Regions from separate parts of the Homo sapiens genome. Here region 1 is linked to region 2. A link is a loop called in an ENCODE intact Hi-C map of the cell type or tissue named here. Cell type or tissue: IMR-90. All regions are shown on one strand. Links, peaks and the distances in the headings refer to the core of each region. The heading gives the core; the rest is flanking DNA.

What was found. A loop is a pair of places that touch in the nucleus more often than their neighbours do. Peaks named below come from ENCODE experiments on the same cell type or tissue, not always from the same donor. Only the 100,000 strongest peaks of a DNase experiment are listed, where the experiment ranks them.
Region 1: a loop joins it to region 2, with 8 times the contacts of the local background. A loop is called at or near these places in 2 of 110 quality-filtered maps.

What each region holds. Positions count from the first base shown.
Region 1 is chr14:103,979,724-103,982,626 of GRCh38, forward strand. The region is part of intron 7 of TDRD9 (tudor domain containing 9); the gene reads left to right. Among named protein-coding and RNA genes, the nearest start is that of RD3L, 39 kb to the left of the region's middle. In IMR-90, for the core only: a CTCF peak has its summit at 1,097 (motif pointing left); no DNase peak of the experiment used is centred there.
Region 2 is chr14:103,714,129-103,717,031 of GRCh38, forward strand. It overlaps XRCC3 (X-ray repair cross complementing 3), which reads right to left and starts at 1,323. Exons shown (of 10, transcript NM_005432.4): 1 at 1,296-1,323. ZFYVE21 (zinc finger FYVE-type containing 21) reads left to right here and starts at 1,682. Exons shown (of 7, transcript NM_024071.4): 1 at 1,682-1,851. The coding sequence starts at 1,714. RefSeq lists an enhancer at 124-809 and silencers at 1,006-1,265, 1,346-1,915, 2,106-2,185, 2,286-2,355, 2,416-2,495. In IMR-90, for the core only: no CTCF peak of the experiment used is centred there; a DNase peak (open chromatin) is centred at 1,473; H3K4me3 peaks cover 1,567 bases; H3K27ac peaks cover 1,059 bases.

The DNA of each region.
Region 1 (2,903 bases), core at 143-2,642, 270 kb after region 2:
GGTTGTGTTTGCCAGGTTTCTCCATTATGCATTACTGCCTCCTTTCCACATTGTACTCTTGAGAAACAAGTTGCCAGGTGAGGCTCTATTCAAGGTAGGGAGGAGGTAGCACTTACATTTACAACATTTAAACAATTTGCATTTTCTGACTCTTTTTTTTTTTTTTCTTTGAGATTGGGTCTTGCTCTGTTACCTAGGCCGGAGTGCATTGGTGCGATCATAGCTCACTGTAACCTTGAACTCCTTGGCTCAAGAGATTCTCCCATCTCAGCCTTCCAAGAAGCTATGACTACAGATGCATACCACCATGCTTGGCTAATTAAAAAAAATTTTTTTGTGGAGATAGGGTCTTGCTATGTTGTCCAGGCTGATCTTGAACTCCTGTCTGTAGGGACCAGCCCCACAGGGTCGGTGGGTTTTTCTCCCCGTGTGCAGAGATGAGAGATTGTAGAAATAAAGACACAAGACAAAGAGATAAAAGAAAAGACAGCTGGGCCTGGGGGACCACTACCACCAAGACGCAGAGACCAGTAGTGGCCCCGAATGCCAGGCTGCGCTGATATTTATTGGATACAAGACAAAGGGGCAGGGTAAGGAGTGTGAGCCATCTCCAATGATAGGTAAGGTCATGTGGGTCACGTGTCGACTGGACAGGGGGCCCTTCCCTGCCTGGCAGCCAAGGCAGAGAGAGAGAGGAGAGAGAGAGGGAGAGACAGCTTATGCTATTATTTCTGCTTATCAGAGACTTTTAGTACTTTCACTAACTTGCCACTGCTATCTAAAAGGCAGAGCCAGGTGTACAGGATGGAACATGAAAGCAGACTAGGAGTGTGACCACTGAAGCACAGCATCACAGGGAGACGGTTAGGCCTCCGGATAACTGCGGGCGGGCCTAACTGATGTCAAGCCCTCCACAAGAGGTGGAGGAGCAGAGTCTTCTCTAAACTACCCCAGGGAAAGGGAGACTCCCTTTCCCGGTCTGCTGAGTAGCGGGTGTTTTTCCTTGACACTGACGCTACCACTAGACCACGGCTAGACCATGGTCCGCTTGGCAACGGGCGTCTTCCCAGATGCTGGCATTACTGCTAGACCAAGGAGCCCTCTGGTGGCCCTGTCCGGGCATAACAGAAGGCTCGCACTCTTGTCTTCTGGTCACTTCTCACTATGTCCCCTCAGCTCCTGTCTCTGTATGGCCTGGTTTTTCCTAGGTTATGATTGTAGAGCGAGAATTATTATAATATTGGAATAAAGAGTAATTACTACAAACTAATGATTAATGATATTCATACATAATCATATCTAAGATCTATATCTAGTATAACTATTCTTATTTTATATATTTTATTATACTGGAACAGCTCGTGCCCTCGGTCTCTTGCCTCGGCACCTGGGTGGCTTGCCGCCCACACCTGTCCTCAAGTGATCCTCTTGCTTTGGTCTCCTAAAGTGCTGGGATTACAGGCATGAGCCATCATGCCTGGCCTCTGACTAGTTTGAAATGTGAGAGTGATGATGGTTTACCAGTCTTCTTTCCAGCTGGCTGAAGTCTAATTAATTCCTATTGATGTTCATTGTGTATTTTCTGTCAGAGCTCACAACACTTAGATGCTTCCTTGTGGACCCGCTGAGGAGCTGGATCAGGCCTTGCCACTTGCTGTCTGAGCCCGTGTGGTCAAGACAACCCAGCTTCTAGGCACCCAGGGCCCCCTTGCCTCATGGGTGGGTTATGTTCAATAGAATAGAGAATGTCCAGCTTTAGCAAGATTTATCCAACGTCTTGTTTTTGGTACCTGATAGGTGCTCAGTAAATATTTCAGTGAATGAATATGCAACACTTAGCTGTATACAGATGTTCCTTGACTTGTAATGGGGTTATGCCCTGATAAAACCATTGTGAGTTGAAATCATTAAGTTGAAAATGCATTTAATACACCTGTCCTCCTAGCCTACCTTGAATGAGTTCAGAACACTTATTTAGCCTATAGTTGGGCAAAATCACCAAATACAAGGCCTATTTTATAATAAAGTGTTGAATATCTTATGTAACTTATTGAATACTGCACTAAAAGTAAAAAGCAGAGTGGTTTCATATCACTGTAAAGTCTAAAAATATAAGTTAAATCATTGTAAATCAGGGACAGTCTGTGTTAATTTTGAGCTTATAAAAATGGTGTTGTTTTGTATAGATCCTATTATACAGCTTCAGAATCAGAGGACCTTGGTTAAAATTTCAGTTGTGTTACTGTCAGTACTCTTGTCATGTTACCTCACCACACTGTCTGCTGTTACAAGGGAGACTTGTCATGTTACCTCACCACACTGTCTGCTGTTACAAGGGAGAAGCCCCCTTTCTTCATGGAGCACCAGCCGCGCCTCCTGGGTTTCATGTCTCATCCTTCTTACCTTCTTAGGGACCTCATCTGATCTACTGTTTCCCCCTCCCCATTGTCACCATTAGTGTCTCCTTCTCTGCTGTCATTTTCTTGTCCACACTGAAACATAACTGAAGCTCTTTCACCTTTGCGAACACCCACCTTAGGTCTCAGGCTGCTCTCCAGCCGTTGCTGGCCTGTGGACTCTCTCATTCTCTACTTTTCTACCTCCCGCAGGCAATTCATTTATTGCAGGGTGGTGTCCCCTGTTGCCACTCAGACTGCACCTGCCAGGGTCCCTAGTGACCTCCTTGTCGTTAGGAGAGCTCTAGGTAAGTCCTAGACTTACCTGGCCTTTCTGCAATATTTGACACTGTTGGCCACTTCGATTCTTGAAACTCACCCTCTCTTTGGGTTCTGTGGTGGCATCCTGGTTTTTCTGTTACCAGATCTGGCTGTTCCCTTTCAGTGTCCTTTGGAGAGTCCTTTTCATCCTTTATATTCAGCTTCTTAAAAAATTGTGAAAGAGGC
Region 2 (2,903 bases), core at 96-2,595:
CCATGGAGGCCCTGCTTCCCTGCCAGGTGTCTTCACCTCCTCCCCTCTCCTCCCCTCTGAGCACTGTGAACCCGAGAACAAATCTTCTTTGACAATAAACCGTGTGATTCGTGGAATCATACTTTGATCATCTCCTTATTTCCTCCACACACAAGGACCCCTGCACTGCCAATGGCCCCAGGAGAGGGCAGAGTCAGCCACAGGGACCCCACCTCACAGGCTTCAACACTGCTGATGCCTGTCATCCCAGCACCGTGGGAGGCCAAGGCGGCCAAGGTCGCCTGAGCCCAGGAGTTCAAGACCAGCCTGGGCAACACAGCAAGACCTACTCTCTACCGAAAAAAAAAAAAAAAAAGAAAAATAGCTGGCCAGTGTAGTGGCGCTTGCGGTCCCAGCTACTTGAGAGCCTGGGAGGTCGAGGTTGTGCCTAGCTGTGAAGACGCCACTGCACTCCACCCCGGATGACAGAGCCAGACTGTCTCAAAAAAAACAATAAAAATTCACGCCTTGTAATAAGGAATTAAAGGCAGGATGAACAAACATTTTCTTCTTTTTTTTGTGTGCTTTCTGAGATGGAGTCTTTTTCTGTAGCCCAGGCTGGAGTGCAGTAATGTGATCTCGGCTCACTGCAACCTCCGCCTCCCGGGTCCTGGTTCAAACAATTCTCCTGCCTCAGCCTCCCAAGCAGCTGGGATTACAGGCACGTGCCACCACACCCAGCTAATTTTTGTATTTTTAGTAGAGACGGGGTTTCACCATGTTGGCCAGGCTGGTCTTGAACTCCTGACCTCGTGATCCGCCCGCCTCGGCCTCCCAAAGTGCTCGGATTACAGGCGTGAGCCACCGCGCCCGGCCTAAAGGATTTTCTTTCCAAATCAAAGTATTAAAATAACTGTTCAGACCTCTCCCACTTCGATGCGAAGCCAGCGCGGTCCCAGGCGGACGAGCGAAGGCATCGAAGGCCGGGGGCGCAGCCGCGGGCCCACCTCGGCCTCCCCTGAGCGGACGCCTCCCCGCGCGCACCGGGGGCCCCGGAGACCGCCTTCCCCGCTCCGAACGCACGCGGCCCGGCCCCGGCGAGGTGCCTGAACGCTACCCGAGCTGCGGCGGGGCTCCCGGGGTGAGTGCTGCAGCCCCAGGCCCGCCTGCTCCCACAGGCTCGGGCAATGGAGACCCGCGGCCGCCCCCGCCCCTTGACCCTGCCTCACCCCTCACGCCCGCTGCCGCCCACGACCTCCGACCCCGCTGCCGCCCGGCTCGCAGCCCGGCTCGCAGCCCGGCTCGGCGGGCCTCACCTCCCGCGGGTTCCGCACTCCTCTTCCCGCCGTCCTGCTCCTCTCGGCCTTCTCCTCCAATAGGCGCCTAGCACCCTGAGTGGGCTACACCAATCAGAGACGAAGCGGCGCTAACGTGACTGACTAACTAACCAATCCAAAGTCTCAATCTCCCTGAGAGGGGCGGAGCGTACCCGGGCCAGCCCTCGCCGCCGATTGGTGATCGACCTCAGGGTTGCAGGGGCGGTGCCCTTACACGGATTGGAGAGGGCAGCGATGGGGCGGAGTTCAAGCTCCGATTAGTCCGCGCTCCGTGGCGGGCTTGGCGATTGGACGCCGGCGCTGTCAGCCGCGCGCGGACCGGGGCGGGGCGGGCGGTGCCCCGGGCTGGGCGAGGGGCCGGGTGCGGGGCCGCTGGCCGAGAGGCTGAGGCGGCGTCATGTCCTCCGAGGTGTCCGCGCGCCGCGACGCCAAGAAGCTGGTGCGCTCCCCGAGCGGCCTGCGCATGGTGCCCGAACACCGCGCCTTCGGAAGCCCGTTCGGCCTGGAGGAGCCGCAGTGGGTCCCGGACAAGGAGGTGGGTGGCCGTCGCCCCGGCCAGCGCCTCCGACCCGCCCCGCCGCCCCGGCCCGGCCCCGCGGGCTTCCAGGCTCCCGCGACGACCCCTCCGCCTCCGGGCGGCCCCTTCCCCAGCCGGCCCCCGCCCCCGCTCTCTCCCAGGTTGGCCGCGTCCCCGGGCCGCCGCCTCAGGCTCCTACGCCCGCGGGGAGGGCGGGAGGCGCGCGGTGTCCCGGTGCGGGGGTCCCGGGAGGGCAGGAGGCACCTGTCCAGGGCGGGCGCCGGGAGGCGGGGTGCGGGGCGCGGGCTGGTCCCGGGGGTGGGTGCGGCCCTGCCCGAGGCCGGTTCGTGCTGGGCTAGCGCGTGTGGACTGCGTCCCGAGAGCTGGGGCTCGCTCCCGAGAAAGTGGAAGGCGGAGCGCCTTCCTCGCAGGCTCGGTGGGGAGGGCGCGTGCTGTCCGCGGAAGCGCTGGAGCTGGCGGCCCCGCAGGGGTCCCTCCCGGGAACCGGGGGAGGCGTCGGTGCCGCGGGCGGGTGGCCGGTTCCGAAGCCACCTCCTGCTCGGAAGGAGGGCCAGGACCCAGTCTGCGGGCCAGGCTGCCCCCCGTTTCCCTTCGTCTATACCACCCTCCACCTCGGAAGCGAGGTCGCAGTCGCCCACTGGACAGTTTGAAGGAGACCGCAGATTTGCACCCGTTTCCCATGGGCCCAGACACGGCAGGAGTTGCCCAGGCCACTCCTGCAGACATTGGGGCGTGGGCGTGGGGTCCCTGAGCCAGGCCATCCGCTGGGCCTCCCGTGGGGTTCCCTGTGACCTGATCGGAGGTGCCTTTGCCTCACACCAGCCCCTTGGCCAACTGGGAAGGCCCCGAGTGCATTTAATCCCACTGGCTGTGCGCTAACAGGTGTGTCCAGTTTCTGTTCTGTGGATTTTACCACGATAAAAAAAAAATTGGGGGAGAAAAAGAATTTTTGTAATATGACTTTCATACTTAACACGTGTTACAGATTCGTTTAATTCCCTCAGTGATAGAACTAAGCAGACGTTGGAACTAGGTTCAAGAAGTCAAAG